Regions from separate parts of the Mus musculus genome. Here region 1 is linked to region 2. Evidence: chromatin loops called from intact Hi-C (ENCODE). Cell type or tissue: heart. All regions are shown on one strand.

What was found. Peaks named below come from ENCODE experiments on the same cell type or tissue, not always from the same donor. Only the 100,000 strongest peaks of a DNase experiment are listed, where the experiment ranks them.
Region 1: it touches region 2 in a loop (16-fold over the local background); 11 of 42 quality-filtered maps call a loop at or near these places.

Annotation. Positions count from the first base shown.
Region 1 is chr16:91,156,671-91,164,670 of GRCm38, forward strand. The region is part of intron 1 of Gm41492 (a long non-coding RNA gene); the gene reads right to left. Among named protein-coding and RNA genes, the nearest start is that of Gm41492, 40 kb to the right of the region's middle. In heart, a CTCF peak has its summit at 4,186 (motif pointing right); no DNase peak of the experiment used is centred here; H3K27me3 peaks cover 1,068 bases.
Region 2 is chr16:91,349,118-91,357,117 of GRCm38, forward strand. It overlaps the pseudogene Gm24695. Among named protein-coding and RNA genes, the nearest start is that of Ifnar2, 20 kb to the right of the region's middle. In heart, a CTCF peak has its summit at 3,156 (motif pointing left); DNase peaks (open chromatin) are centred at 3,135, 3,255, 5,733, 6,254 and 1 weaker place; H3K27ac peaks cover 1,707 bases; H3K27me3 peaks cover 3,749 bases.

The sequences.
Region 1 (8,000 bases), 190 kb before region 2:
GGTCGGGCAAAGGCCTCCTCAGGAAAGCGGCCTGGCTGACGCAGCTGCTTAAGACCCAGCGCCACCTTTTCATGGCGACTCCATTCGGTGCCGGCTGGGGGTTGGGGCAGACCAGATGTTTTAAGGGGATTATCGCTGAAACAAAAGCCACTTTTCCTGTGTGCCACCCACTTCTTAAAGGCAATTTTTCCACACAATGCCACCAGAATCGGTGGGAATGGAAATCCGAATTTCCACCTTCTGATGGCCTGCAGCACCCGAGCCTCGTGAGGACCTTATCTCCCCGTCCTCACAGAAACGCATTACCTCCATCAAGACTGCAATGTCCCCTACTCCTTCAGAATGCAATCATATTTAGAAATAGGATCTTTAAAGAAGCTATTAAGATAAAATGGGCACACACAGGAAGGCTCAAGTCACCCCCGTCTTTGTAAGATGGGGAGGGGAGATTAGGTTGCAGTCCTTTTGGGGAGGCACAGGGGTAAGATGTCATCTACAGGCCAAGGACAGAGAGGCCTCCCGAGATATCAACCACCCCAGTGGGAAAGCCAATCTCAGCCTTCCTGCCTCTGGAATGATGAGAGAAAGACATTCTGTTGCTTAAGCCCTAGCTGACTAACACAGCCTGTGTTTGAACAATGAGCCAAGCAAGGCTTAGCCAGGTTAAGTAACTGACCGTGGCGCACAGCTCGGGAGTTGCTCATCTTGGGCCGAGGTCTGATTTCTCTGTTGCCAAAGCCCCGTGTTTAACTTTTAACTCCTGAGAGTGGAGCCAGGAGGGGCTCCCAACGGTCTGAATTCCTTACTTTTCTGTTGATGCGAACAGATAACCGACAGGAAGCAACTTCAGGAGAGAAAGACTTATCTGGATACAGTGAGGGAGCTGTCCATCATGGTGTGGAGAGTCATGGCAGCAGAGAGAAGCACAGCTGGCTCGTTGCATCCACAGGCAGGAAGCAGAGAGGTGAGCACTGGAGCCCAGCTTGCTTTCTCTGTTTCATTCAGTCCATGGCCTTGGTCCACGCCACTCACATCAAGGTTGGGTCTTCTCTCCCTCACTTAAGCCTGGAAACACCCAGGTGTAGATACACCCAGAGGTGTATTCCCATTGATAATTAAGGTTAATCATCACACACTCTTCTGTCAAGAGTTTCTGTATAAGTTTCATGATGCCTTCAGATATGGGGCAGGAGTTGGATCAATGCTAGTCTTCAGTGCCCAACCAGAGCACTGATGCAATGACTAGCCCTCAAGGCTGGGGACTTACATAGCATGTGGCTTGACTCGGGGCTTATTCTAGTTTCATTCTGATACTGTGATAAAACACTCTGATCAGAGCAACTCAGGGGAGGAAGCAGTTAGCTGGCTTATGCTGTTGGGTCACATCCCATCATTGAGGGAAAGTCAAGGAGGAATTTGAAGGAGATACCATAGAGGAATGCTGTTTGTTGGTTCTCACACTGCCTAACTCAGACTCATGTTCAGCTAGCTTCCTTATATAGCCTAGGACCACCTGCCCAGAGAACAGTGCTGCCTACAGTGGGCTGGGCCCTCCAATGTGAATTAACAATCAAGATGATCCCTTGCAAACATGACCACAGGCCAGGCCAAGAAAGACAATTTCTCAACTGAGGCTTTTCTCTCCGTTTATTCTGTACTGATACTTAATGCTTAGCAGGTCAGTGGTCAACACAGGCTTGTCAAACAGACTGACAAGGAAATACTTTTCAAATGCACTTAGCAAATTTAAGTGCCCTTCTAGGACTAGCTAAGAGCTCCCTAGGGGTGGACTCTTGAAATCTTCAGTTTTCTGTAGATTCTCAAGGTGACAACAATGTATAATCAAATTATTTCTTCTGAATCCAAATATTCCTCCTTAGAAAGAAGAGGGATGCTCATGAGACTCAGGAAATACAGGAAACTTGCAAGGCTAAGGAAGCTCCTGAAACTTACAAGATTTACAAAGATTCTGCCCAGATTTATCTCTGGCAGCTACCTACAACCTGTGCAGGGAACTTGAGGGATCCATTTCTTTAAGTTGTCATCCATTGTGCAGGCTTTTCAGCGATGGAGCTACCTTTGAGTCAACCATTCTCCTTTAAGTAATACCTCATCCATGCTTCCTTGGGTAGTCCAAAACAAAAAACAAAACAAAACAAAGCAAAAACCCAAAACACAAAAAAACAAAACCACTGACTCACCAAGATAGACTTGGGTGGAACAGTCTCTTCTTTGATCTGTTACTGGTATCTAGAATGAGTAGGTATTTATCTCCATCTTCCTAGGAAGAGTTGCTCAGTAGGCACATTTGTTACAATCTTTACAATTGTCCCTCCAGTGTAGTAATGTAGTAATGCCTGTGTAGACTACAGCTCTTAGTAAGTAACATGCCTCCATGGCCTCTACAATAGCTCCTGCCTCCAGGTTCCTGCCATGTTTGGGTTCCTGTCCTGATGTCCTTCAATGATGTGGAATTGTAGGCCAAATAAAGCTTTTCCTCTGCAACTTGCTTTGTGTTCCTTCACAGCAACAGAAACCCCCATGAGACAGGGCTCCTCATGACAGCTGATTCTTCTCCGGCGTTCTTGTATCACCACACAGAAGAATGGAATGGTCACAATATGGGTTGGGCAAACCAACAAGAAGAACTTTAGGCACAACAGATTGTAATTTGAATGAAAAGTGCAAGCTCTGAACTCTCAGTAGTTGCAGGGATTACCATCAACAGGATAGGGTTAGTAGTGTTACAACTTTGAACACATGACGGGTTCAGGATGCCAAATTTGAAGGGGCTGTCAATGTGTGTTAGAGTTCTGTGCTCTCTGGGTAATGGTGGTGGTGTTATGCTAACTGAGATCAGGCCTTTAAAGAACAAGTCTGTAGAGAACAGGTTATGGACAAAGCGCAGGTCACCCTCCTCCAATTTGTATCTCCACTCTTGACAGAGTCCTCCTCTTTAGGAGCGTTAGAATCTAGGAGGAGAGCTGTTCCTTCGGAAGACTTGCCAAGTGCTGCAAAAAAGACACAGCATATTTCATTTGGATCTTGCGTATCTTAGTATCCTCATATATCATTGAGCTAGACAGGCCTTATACAATTGTTATCAGTAGTATCATCATCAATACAAGAAGCACTGCGGCAATGAATGGGGAGATCTTACCCCCCCACACCCCCCATGGCACATCAAGACATACTTGCCAGTGACTAGAAACATCTTTAGTTGTGACAGAATGTGCTCTCAGCATCCGGTAGGCCAGGAACCTTATGGATATCCCACGCTGCCAGACCGTGGCCCACAGGAAAGGATGATCAACTGCACGTGTGAAGTCATTGAAGTCCTGAAGGTACCCAGGTTAGTTGGATCTTATCTTCTTCCTTTTTCTGAGAATGGGATGTGTCCTGGCTGGTTTTGTGTCAACTTGACACAAGCTAGAGTCCTCAGAGAGGAAGGAGCCTCAGTTGAGAAAATGCCTCCATGAGATCCAGCTATAGGGCGTACCCAATGGGGTACGGTCCCGCCCATAGTAGGCGGTGCCCTGGCTGGGCTGGTGGTCCTGGGTTATATGAGTAAGCAAGGAGTAGCAAGCCAGTAAGCAGCACCCCTCCATGGCCTCTGCATCAGCTCCTGCCTCCAGGATCCTGTTCTGTTTGAGTTCCTGTCCTGACTTCCTTCAGTGATGAACAGCAATGAAGAAGTGTAAATTGAATGAACCCTTTCCTCCCCAACTTGCTTTTTGGCCATGGTGTTTTGTCAATGAAATAGAATTCCTAACTAAGACAGGGTTAGCATGTACAGAAAGCCTGGGAGCCTGTGTTGACGCTGATATGAAATTTGAGGTCACACCCAAAATCCCACACTCCTTGGGTAAAAAGTGTGTAAGAGGCAGGTGGATTTCTGTGACTTTGAGGCCAGACTGGTCTACAAAGTGAGTTCCAGGCCAGCCATGGCTACACAGAGAAACACTGACTTGGAAAACCATAAGGAGAGAGAGGTGGGGGGGGGGGCGAATAAGGTGAGCAGCTGGAAGCAGGAAAGAAACTAAAGTTAGGCTCAGAATTGCTGCCTCTGCCGCTCTTGCCAACCCTGAAGACACAAAAGAGCCGCCAAAAAGACCTTGCAAGTTTCTAGGTTAAGAAACTGTCAGGCCCCCTGAGCACTTTTCCCAATCCTGAGCATTCGCTGCCATGACTGGGGGACACCAGAGGGCGCTCAAGAAAGGAAGAAGTGGCCCTTTGACCACCAAGGTTTTCGGTCTCTATGTAGTCCCAGGGGCCAGGGGGACAGATAGTTCAGCCATCACGAGCCAGCACCGATTCCTCCCAATTCTCTGCTCAGAGAGGCTCAATAAAACTTCCCGGGATTGTGGTTAAACAGACCTTTGCTGGCTGGCTGAAGGGGACCTATAGCTCTGTACCTTCATGTTATGAATCCTTCCTAACTGAGAGGGAGATTTTGATCTGAAAGCAAGCCTTGTAAAGTTGAGATGTTGCTAAAGGCAAGGCTCAGGATAGACCCTTTTGTAGCATGGTTAAAATTACAGGGGTTGGAAGCTGGTTGGCCCAAAAGGTAGATTCTACTATGGTCATAGTTGTTGACTGGTAACAACCAAGAATGAACAGGGATTCATGTTTACCTGTAGATTTTGGTGGACCAGACAGATAGTGAGTTAATTTCCTTAGGTGTGCACCAGTATGCCAACAAAGCACTGAAAACCAGCTGGATTAAACAAGCCCGTTGTCTGTCTATTAGTTCTGGGAGCTAGAAATCTAGGATCAAGGTAGGCTGCATTACAGTTTCCTTTCACTGAAACATTCCCTTCAGTGTGGAGAAAGAGGATCGTGAGATTCAGGGATCACAGAGGTGGAGAGGGTAAACCTGCCATCTGGCCGAGAGGGTTAAAGCTTGCAAGATGTTTGAAAGTGCCTCCTCGGCTTTGTAGACACAGTGAACAACTGCTGGTGGGGGAGGGCTGGGTGGGGTGGGGTGGGGTGAGAGTAGAGCAGACCAGCCAGTTGTCAGGAGTCTCTCCAACTGTTAGGCTGCCTACAAGGCATGTGGAGAGCGCCAGGGCTGCAGTTTTCCTGAGTCATCCCCTGTGTTGCCTCGGGCTTTGTGGAGAAGGGGTTGCCTTTCTGAGTCACGATTGCTCCTGTCCGTAACCCATATTCCCTTCACTGGTTCGCCTCACTAGACTGTGGTGCAACCATTTCTTTGATCTATCAAGGGTTCCCTTTCTGGGGTGAGCAGAAGTGTATTGCATCCCCCCATGAAAAGTCTCTAGCGCAATAAATCAGCTCCAGAAATTTGGGGGACCATCTCTCCCAGCTTCTGATGTTGCTGGTCATCCTTAGCATGGCTTGGCTTGTAGGCCCATTATCTAAGCCTCTGTTTGTATCTTCATGTGGGTTCTCCTTGTGTACATGTCTGTCTCTCCCTGTCTCTGTCTCTCTCCCTCTTGCTGTCTCCCTCTCTTTCAGAAGGAATTAAAGCCATGGCCTGGCCCATCTTAGAGTATCTTAGTCAGTTCTCTAACATGGGTCTCCATCCCCAGCCCCTCAAGTTCCCCTCTTGGCTTCTTGACATTACATCACAGGGCCTTTAGCACAAGGGTGCTTAACACTGTCTCCAGAGAACACCTCCCAGGAGGTAGGAGTAGTCATTTCAGCCAGGGAAAACTGAGTCTGTCTTGGAGAGTGGGAGATGAACATTGATTATTGATTATTCTTTCCCAGAGGCCATTAGCACTGCTTCTTGGCACTTTGGACTCACTCTGGTGCCAGTTGCAATAAATGAAAACCATATTTAACTTAAAAAGTGAAGCTCACAACGGTATCGTATTGCACAATGGAGCTGCAGTGGGGCAGGGGGGCAGCTACTGTTTCAAGATGACTTGAGAATTCAATACAACGTGGGGCTGTGTGGTTACATGCTTTGAAAGGCACCTCACAGATGGGTTTCATAATTGAGAAATGTATTTGTTCTTTGTTGCTGTGTAAAAATAACATGACTCAAATTTTGGAGTTGGATGCCTTCCTGGAATGGTTTCCCTCCACCTTACAACACTTAGGGGGCTGCACGGCCACAGCGTCGGGTGGGTGGTGGGGTTATAAGTGCAAGCCTTTGGACACACCACAGGGAAAAGCTAAAGGAGTTTGCAAACAGATGCTGAAGAAGACAAGGGATATCTCGAGCCAGCACCCTGAGGCCTGCGTGGTGTCCAGCAAGGTAGCAAGGGGGAGAAATGATGGAGTCATTCTTGGAGTCAAGCAAGCAGGGCTTCACGAAGCAGGGATGTCACAGGGATTATAGCTCAAGGTAGTTCCCTGCTCCGAGGACACTGGGGGGCAGGGAGCGGGATCCCAGGGACATCCCTGCTTTGACTTTCTAGAACATTCTAAGATCTCTAGCTCCCAGTAAAAACAAATAAGGTACTCTTAAAAGGAGTACTCTGTCCAAGTACCAAAGACTAGGACTTCCTACTGCTCCCAGGAACAGGACCTTCTCACAGCCCTTGCTCTGAATCTGCCCCTTCAGGGTCATTTTTCAACATTAGAACATTGTTCAGCCTTCCCATGTTCCTTGGATTGTGGAACTAAAGGAATCTTGTGGGTGTCTTAAGTCCTCCAAAGATACATGCTCTGAGGTTTTATTCTGGGACGGGGAAGACATCAGTTCTGGTTTTCCTGCCCCTTGAGTAATAACATGCAAACAACCATGTTCCTAACAGACTGTAGGTCATGGGGCTTGCCAGTGACTTGTGGTGGCTTAGAGAGAGAGCTTCCCCTCACCCCCTGCCCCCTGCCCCCCCCCCCAGACACTGCCGGTCCAGCGAGCTGCAGCTGAATGTTCGCAAACTCTAGCCAGGTGCAGACTCAGACTGTAGTAGCTCTTGCAGAGTTCCTGGTTCCCCAGCACTTGAAGGAGACCTAGAAGATACTTTCTTACAAGCTCTGCCACCGTGGTGGCCGCGGCACCACCACAGCTGCAGCTACTACTGGGATCTCAGAAGTAAGGCTTTGCTTCTGGACTCCGGGAATAAGGATCAGGAAGATGGAGAGATGTGGTTTAACGGTTCCCAGACACTTCCCACCGAAGGTCTTACAACTATTAAGCAAACTTGAAGACTAACTTGGTCCAGGCTTAGCTATCCCAAGATCAAGACTGGTGTCCAGGGAAGGCTAGTGTCTTGTGGAAGAACTCTATGCCCAAATGGTCTAAAAGTGGATAGCTGTGTCACCGGAGACTCGGAAGATAACTCAGTTTCCAGATGGTTTAGCTGAGGGACACCCTCCAGGAGGTGCCCGGCTTTGTGACAGACATATCAGTGAGTGGGAGCTGGTGGATCTCTGGGGTCAGGAGCTGATGGGTGATGGGAGATAAGACTGTAACCAGCCATGTTGGCATGTGTGCCCCCTGCAGGCTGAGCCCTGGGAACATGGGATCTGCCCTCCTCTCCCCTCTCCCAGAAGCAGGGTTCTGAATAATACTTAAGTGACAAATTCATTTAAAAACACAAAACCACACAGGCAGAGCTCTCTGGTTAAAGTGGGGGGGGCTGTTATGGGAGGAGCCTGGAGGTGGGGGAGGACAGAGAGACTGGTGTCCTTGACATCTTTCTCACATGGCTTTCTCATGACCTAGTAGTTTTCCTATAATACTTCTGTGGAACCCCTGTGGAACCCCAAGGTTCAACAGAGTGACCCTTTCCTTCATTTCTGAATCTATAAACACATTCTGGGATGCCCCAAGGAGGAAACCTTTAAAACTCACAACGGCCCACAGTATACTGACTGCCTTCAAAACAACAGAAACTGTCTAGGAAAAACTAGGTCATCAGTTTTTGTTGACCATGCGTATGTCTGGAGCATCCGACAGCACTCAGGGTATGTGTCGAGTTTGCAGTCCTAACTGACTCCTAGAGGCCTTCCCAGATGGTGCAAACTGTGGGTCTCCAGAGAAATTCAATGTGAGTGTGTGTGCATGTGTGTGCATGCATATG
Region 2 (8,000 bases):
CTTTCGAAAGCTCTGTTCTCTTCCTCTCCACTCTGGTTCCCCCTCCCTCATGATAATTTTAAAACCCAAACCAACCTCCCTCCCCCCCCCACCCAAAAAAAAAAGTGGTCTGTTTTTAAAGATGTATAAGAAAAAGAAAAGCTGTAAGGTGGACAGTAACCAGCCCTGTGTTTTGCAGCCTCCAACTTTTATTTTCTCTGGCTTATCTCCATGCCAAAAATCTGCAGTGGAGTGCACAGTTAGGTTTGGTTACAAGAATTGCAACCAGATTTTTTTTTAAATACAGCTGCTTAAAAAAAAAAATGGCAGGCTTCTTCTATCCCTCACATGTAAATCACACACATAATCCCCCTTGTATCTTAAAGGGGAAACTCAGTAAGCAAACAAAACATAATGTCCCCATTAGCATTCACCTTTATATTTTATGCTTAAAGAATTCACTTTCCTGCCCAGCTCTTTCAAGTTCTTCTTCACATCTCTTATGGAGATACTCAATACAGCTGCTTTGGTTTCTTGCTAGTTAGTACTTTGAAAGGAGGAATTATTAATATGATTCCTTACTAGTATCGTTGTTGAGCATTTTACCTTACTGGGAAAAGTTTTCAATTAGCAATAATCGCACCTCGGATAAACCTCATTGGCTAAGGTACTGACACTGCCCAAAGCTAAGCAATTTACTTTATTATTGTCTGGGGTTTCTAAGGCAGTGCATCTGTAAGATAAATATGAATCATAACTAATGAACAAGAGCATATGTAGTCTGGGGTTTCTAAGGCAGTGCATCTGTAAGATAAATATGAATCATAACTAATGAACAAGAGCATATGTAGGACTAAGAAATGCAAGTACAACATACACTGTCATTTGTTTTATTGCCCAGATTTTCAAAATAGTCTTTAAAATGTTGACCCCACAAGTTGAGCAAACGTACTTCTATTGAACCAGAGCAGAGCAGAAAGGCAGCCCCAAAGCCTCTGTCTGAGCTTTGACTGAATTTATGTAGTGACCTAATGTGCCCTCCAAAAGTCTGTCTTGCTTTTTACAGAAAATTAGTCCCAAGAAACAAAGATAAAGTGCGTGGCTAGTTGCCTGGGAATAAAGTTGTCGGTGGCCGGGATGTTTTAGGATGGATGTATTTGAAACTGTTTCATCTTGAGACTTGTTAACAGCACAGCGACTCCAGGTAAAAAGAGTGTGTTCTGTCTTGAAGCTTGCTGAGAAAGTGTATCTCAAGAAAACCCCATCCCCCCAAAAAAATTTTCACATAAAAGATAAAATGGTAACTCGTGGGGTGATGTCTTTGTGAATTGGATGGATTTGCTATGTGCACGTGCACATTGCTATACCTGCAGGATATGTAATTTTTGCCAATTATTCTTTGATAAAGAGAAAAAAATTTTTAAATAATGAAAAATAAACAGTTTCAAAACTAAAATGGGGGTGTGGTGGTTTGTGTGTGTGTTGTTTGCTTAGGGGTGTGGTAGGATGCTGTTGTTGTTGTTGTTGTTGATTAGTTTTGTGGTTTTGGCAAGATCTCTCTGTAAATCAGGCTGCCCTGGAGCTCACTGCATAGCCTAGGTTAGCATGGAAGTCAGGGTGTCCCTTTGACAAGGCGACTCGAGTGCTGGGATTACAGCTGTGAGGCACACCCCAGGCCAGAGAAGAACTGTCTGACGCTATGAACACAGTGTTGACTCGTATTTTTTTTCTGCAGAAGTTATTTTCTTACCCTAAAGAAAAAAAAATGGGTCACACTTTTGCTGCAGGGACAACAGGCTGGTGACCTCCACTGCCACCAGTGCCACAGAAGGAGGTCCCCAGATGTCAAAGAGGACACTGGATCCCTAAAGCCAGCTGAAACAGCCTCCCATTGGGGCACCTTGTTTGCAGTCACCTCTTGCTTTAGGTACCACTGGTGTTTGTAGTGTGCCATTGCGGGGGGGGGGGGGGGGGACGGCGTTTGCGGTGACCTCAGTAACATGCAGTGAGTTAAAGCCAGAGTCGCTGAGGGGAGCTAGGGCCGGAACTGGAGGCAGGGATCTGGAGCGGGAGCTGATGCAGAGGCCGTGGAGGGTGCTGCTTGCTGGCTTGCTTCCTGTCGCTTTCTTAGCCTGCTTTCCTATAGAACCCAGGACCGCCTGCATAGGGCTACAGCACCCACAATGAGCTGTGCCCTCCCACATTGATCACTAGTTAAGAAAATACCCCACAGACTCATTCATAGGTCCATGTGGCAGAGGTGTTGTCTGAGGTGCCCTCTTCCCAGTTGACTCCAGCTGGTGTCAAGCTGACCAAAACCTAACAAGTACGTCGGAGTAAATACCCCATAAAAGAGGTGGAGCTCAGATTCTGCTCATGTCTATACAGTTGTACTGTCAGTTCCTAGTGGGGTTCACTGTGTGAATAGCAGAGGTCTCAGGGCCTTAGGGCCATTTCTATCACCAGGCCTGCTACCTGGGGGCCCCTTCCAAAGCCCGTATGCTACCTTATGTGTGAGTAGTTACACAGAGATTTTAACTATTTTGACTTGACCTACACTTTAAGGACAACAATATAGTGTTTCATACCATCCATAGTGGTGACTTTTCCCTCGTTCAAATGTGTGAAAATATATAGATTACCCATTTAATCACAAATATATTAAAATTCTAATAAGTGTGGCTTGAACCTGGCTTGTAATTGAGACTTAGAGGCAAGAAGTTCAACAACTTAATTATTTTGAAATATCACCAGTGTGTCAGATGATCCACTCTGTTTCCAAGTTGTTTGGTTGGTGTGTGTGTGTGTGAGAGAGAGAGAGAGATCGACAGAGAGACAGACAGAGACAGAGAGAGAGAGAGAGAGAGAGAGAGAGAGAGAGAGAGAGAGAGAGAGAGAGAATTTAGGATCAGAATAAACTGTCACGGTAGGGAAATTTTATGTGTGCAGAAAATGTATGCACCAGGACTCCTATGTCTAGCTTTGCCTCTGCTGGGAACCTGTCGTATGACTTTGTGCAAGGGTGTTTCATTTGTGCCTTTTAATCTCTGTGTCTCGCTCCGCTCCACCATCACCTGTTGCAGACACAACAAGTCAACATCCTCCCGGCAGGTTTTCTGGCTTCCACCCTTTTCCTTGAGAAATGGCGCCACCTTCTGGCTATAGAGGTCATAACATCTGCCCATGGAAAAATCTAACATCGCAGTAGCTTTTGTCTACATGACACAAGACAACCATTGAGAAGAGGGAACCCCAACTGAGGAATTGTTTGCATCATACTGGTCTGCAGACAAGTCTATAGGAACATTTCTAAAACTTTAATCGATAACTGATATGGGAGGGTCAAGTGAGTGATAGCTGACCACCCCTGGGCTGGTGGTCCTGGGTTGTGTAAGAAAGCAGACTGAGCAAGCCAGTAAGCTCCACCATGGCTTATGCCATGTTCCTGACCCCAGCTTCATCCCTGCCTCGAGCATCTGCCTTGGGAACCCCCGATGATGGGGTGTATCCTATAAACCAAATAAACATTCCCTCACCAAGTTACTTCTGCTGGCGCTGTTAATTATGGCCACAGAACCAGTCCAAAGCTACACAAAATTGTTTTATTAAAATATTACAGCATTCCTTGGGAGTGACTTTCCACGCTTTACAATAATAGAAACCTGGCACACAGGCCCAGACTGAGTAGAGCTGACTCAAGCTTGCACACGCCTCCTGTAGATAGATGTCCCTCCTCCACAGACAGGACAGGAGCAGCCAAAACGGCCAGGGCTTTGCTCTGAAGTAAGATCTACGCACTGAAAACAGCCTTATCTTTGCCAGCCATGCTCAGCAGCCACACCCTGAGTCACTGGCTAATGCTGTATGATGTAAGGGTTTGTAACTAGGTGCCGCTGAAATGGAGGGATGACTCCTTCTGCACAGAGAACACATATAACTCCCCCTTCAATGATACCCCAAACTCATAGACCTGGTTGGTTAGGAAAGGAAGCACATGGGCTCCGTGGGGGAAATGACATCGTTTCCCGCTCATCAGTGAGGAAAGAAGGCAGCAAGCATCTCTTGTCCGTGTTGGAGGGGCTTAGGAGGTCTGTTTCACATTCATGACCACACACACTTAGGTAACCTGGGAAAGAAATGGGGGCTTCTGTTCTTTGATTCCTCCATTCCATTTTACATAATTCTGGAACGTAAATAACACACACATACACATGCACACGCACGCATGCATGCACGCACATATGAAGAAAGCATGGTGCTGGACCCAGCATGCTGCTGTAGCAACCTGCCAAGCAAGACGTGCTCACTGCTGCGATAACAGCAAGCCTCTAATGTGGGAGCCAACTACTCCCTGAGTGCACTTAAGGCCTGTTTCACAGAATGGAATCCCATGTCTGTTACTGTAATGCTGGCCAGAGGTCCAGGGCTAGAGAGGTCATAGAGTGGAGCCTAGTATTGTTATTTTACTAAATGTTCATATTGTAAGATCACCTTCTGAATATTTATGTTTATAGCCATACACTCGATAATGCTCTCCACCTTGGTCAGAGAAACTTCTTTTTGCAGCAGCAGTCAATGGAGAAATGCAGGATGGCTCCAAGTACTGAGAATAATCAACTGGGTGTTTAGCCTTAAATGAGATCCTTAGACCCACACCCCCTACACACACCAGGGTTCGGGGAACATCTCAAAAGAGAAGCTAGAAAGACCGCAAGAGCTGGAGGTGGAGGAGAAGAACTGTGAAATGCTGTCATCTAGCCCTGGCACGGCTGTCAGACTCATGAACTCGTAGCAGCTGCAGGTGCCTGTTACAGGACCTGTGTAAGAGCAAGACAGCCACAATTCCAGCACAGGTGGGTGTCATGGATACAGTTTCTATTGCAGCGATGAAACAGTGTGACCCAGGGGACTTAAGGAGGGAAGGTTTGCCTGGCTGAACTATCCCATTGAACATATGCTTTAGTGTAAACATATAGGGGGGGGGGGCTAATTTTATATCAGCTTGAGAGTAATTTTGTAGGAGGAAACCTCAACTGAGAAAAGGTCCCCACCAGATTGACCTGGAGGCAAGCCTGTGGTGCATCTTCTTGGTTGATGATAGATGTGAGTGGTTCAGGGGCAGTGCCACGCCAGACCAGTCATCCTATAACATATAAGAAAGCAGGCTGAACAAGCTACAAGGAGCAAGCCAGTAAGCAGCACCCACCATGGCCTCCACACCAGCTCCTGCCTTGTGTGAGATCCTGTCTTGACTTTGCTTAGGAATGGACTGTAATGTGGAACTGAAAGCTAAAACAAACCCTGTCTCCCCAGGTTGCTGTTCTTCATGGTTTTATTACAGCAATAGAAACCCTGAGGGGTGTGTGTGTGTGTGTGTGTGTGTGTGTGTGTGTGTGTGTCTTTATATATGTATGTATGTATATATGTGTGTGTATATATACGCGCACACATACATACATATACATATATATTCATTCTACACACATAAAACAGGGACTTCATAAATTTAGAGTGTAGACACATCAGAGACAATAGCTAAGTTATTCTGGGACAAAGCTCTCTCAGAGAGACTGCTCACAATGGGGAAGTGCTGGAGACCTTTGTAGAGACAGGAAAAGACCAGCTTGAACAAGGCTCCAGGATGACTTGACTCTTTGAGGAAGGAGAAGTTAAGATATTACATGTGAACCACAAGTCAGGTGCCAGAGGACAAAAATAATAACGTTGCATAAGCCCCGAGATGAGGCTCTGTGCATTAAGTGTTTGCCTGGCAAGTGTGAACCTTGCCTTCAATCCCCAGCTCCACACAGACCAAGAGTGGCGGGTGGCACACTGCTGCAATCCCAGCACTCAGTAGGTGAGTCAGGAGGATCCGAAGTTTAAGGCCAGTTTGGCTACATAGATACCTGCAGGCCATTCCAGGCTACATGGGACATGTCTCAAAATGATGGTGCTGGTGGCAATTATGACAACACCGTGACGATATATTGCATGGAGTGATCAATGTCTGAATTGCAAGCATTTTTATACTCACAGAGAAACGTTGCTCAAGGCTGGACAATGGCTAAATGGCAGCTAATTCCAGATCTCGGGAAGAAACTTTTCGCCATGGTTAGCCTGTTGTGCACATCATCAGAAGTGGTGTGTCAGCTCTGTGGTCTCTCAGAAGCGGAGACGGAATGAGAAGAAAGAAGGGAAGAGAGACTCCCTGGTCACACCACAGCAACCACCACGGGTAAAACAGAGGAGAAAGCAGAACCATCTACAGGGAACACGGAGAGGGCAGCAGCAAGCCCTCTTCAGAGACGGCGAAGCCGGCCCTGACCACAACGGGAAGTCCCTTCTCAGGCCCAGTAACGGTGGTATTCAGTTTGCATGGCCTGCTGAGAAGCCACCCATGTGTCTCTACACCACTGGCCATTTCTCTTCCTTCTTTCCTTCGCCTCCATCTTGCAGTGTCTAACCTGTAGAGGGCTAGGACAACAGAGCATCGATGTAGTTACTGTCGTACGTAAAATAAGGGCTAAGAAGCTGCGGCCACACACTGAGTGGTTCTGGTGTCAGGATCAAAATCTGCCAAGCACCATTCTCAGTGGGGTGCCCTCAGAAGGGGCTTCCACATTTGAGACCACAGATTCACCCTGCTACACATTTCCTTGAAAGCAGACGAGGTGTTTAACTGGATCTGCCACACCGCCTCCAGTAGAATCTGTGCGACAAGTTACACAGACTGAGGCGATTGACCTCAAAAAAGGGAGGCTTCCTGAAACCGGCTGTGGAACTCTTCTCTGGAGAAAAAAATATTGAGCCATAGTTCTCATGGCAATATCTCTGTTTTATTTTCTCTTATTCCTTCTCTTATTTACATGTTCCTGGTAGCCTAGGCTAAGATCTTAAGCGAGAATAGTGGGTAAGAAACCATCCCTAGAGATGGGGTCACTAACATTACCTTATCCCCAGGGAAACCAACACTTTACTTTCAAAATCATTTACAAAGCTATTACAATAGATAAAAACTTTCCCAACAGCCAGGCGTGATGGCACACACCTTCAATCCCAGCACTCAGGAGGCAGAGGCAGGCAGATTTCTGAGTTCGAGGCCAGCCTGGTCTACAAAGTGAGTTCCAGGACAGCCAGGGCTATACAGAGAAACCCTGTCTCGAAAAAGCAAAAACAAAAACAAAAAACCTTTCCCAACAATAAAATTTCATATGGCTACACGTGTGTCATCGGAGGTGGATTTTGGTATATGGTAAAGAAAGCCTTAATTAGAAAGAATTAAAATAGTTGATTTATAAGAAAATCGGGCACTAGATGTTAAATAATAATTGACCATGGGGCTGGAGAGTTAGTTCAGTGGTTAAGAGCACTGACTGTTAAAGATTTATTAACCTGCTCCTGGAAATATGCCACTAGCCTTGGACGACAGTCCCCACTGAATACATCCTTTTAGAATTGTTATATTTTGATGATTTATAATGATGTTACCTGTTCTGTTTGTGATTCACTGAATACATAGTTTCAAAGTTGTAATGCTTGGATAATTTTTGTGCTTTACTGTGCCAAATGATTTTTGTTGGTATCTGTGATTGTCTCACTGGATATAGTTTCTAAGAGATGTAATGTTTGGTTTTTTTAATGTATAAAACCCCCTGCTTGAGAGCTGCAGAATACACAGATTCAAACTGCCTCTGTGTTTGTTTCTGTTTGTCACCACCAAATCCTTACCCACCTAGCTTCAAGGACCCTCATTCCAGGGACCCCCCGTACCCGACTGGGGTGGTCCGTGGATTGAAAACCTCCAGCATCCTTTCAGTCCATTAAGACCTTGCATAGTCAGAGTCATCACTCTGTTTGGATGTAGCACATAGTAGGTGCGCAAGGAAAAGTGTAGTTGAGAAAGGTCTGTGAGCTCTAGCCCCACTGTCACATCCCTCACGTGGCATGACGACCTTCTCAAATTCATGTTCAGTGTGACAGCTGTGGAGTTAATGAGAGCTGCAGATCAGCAGCCGGGACGT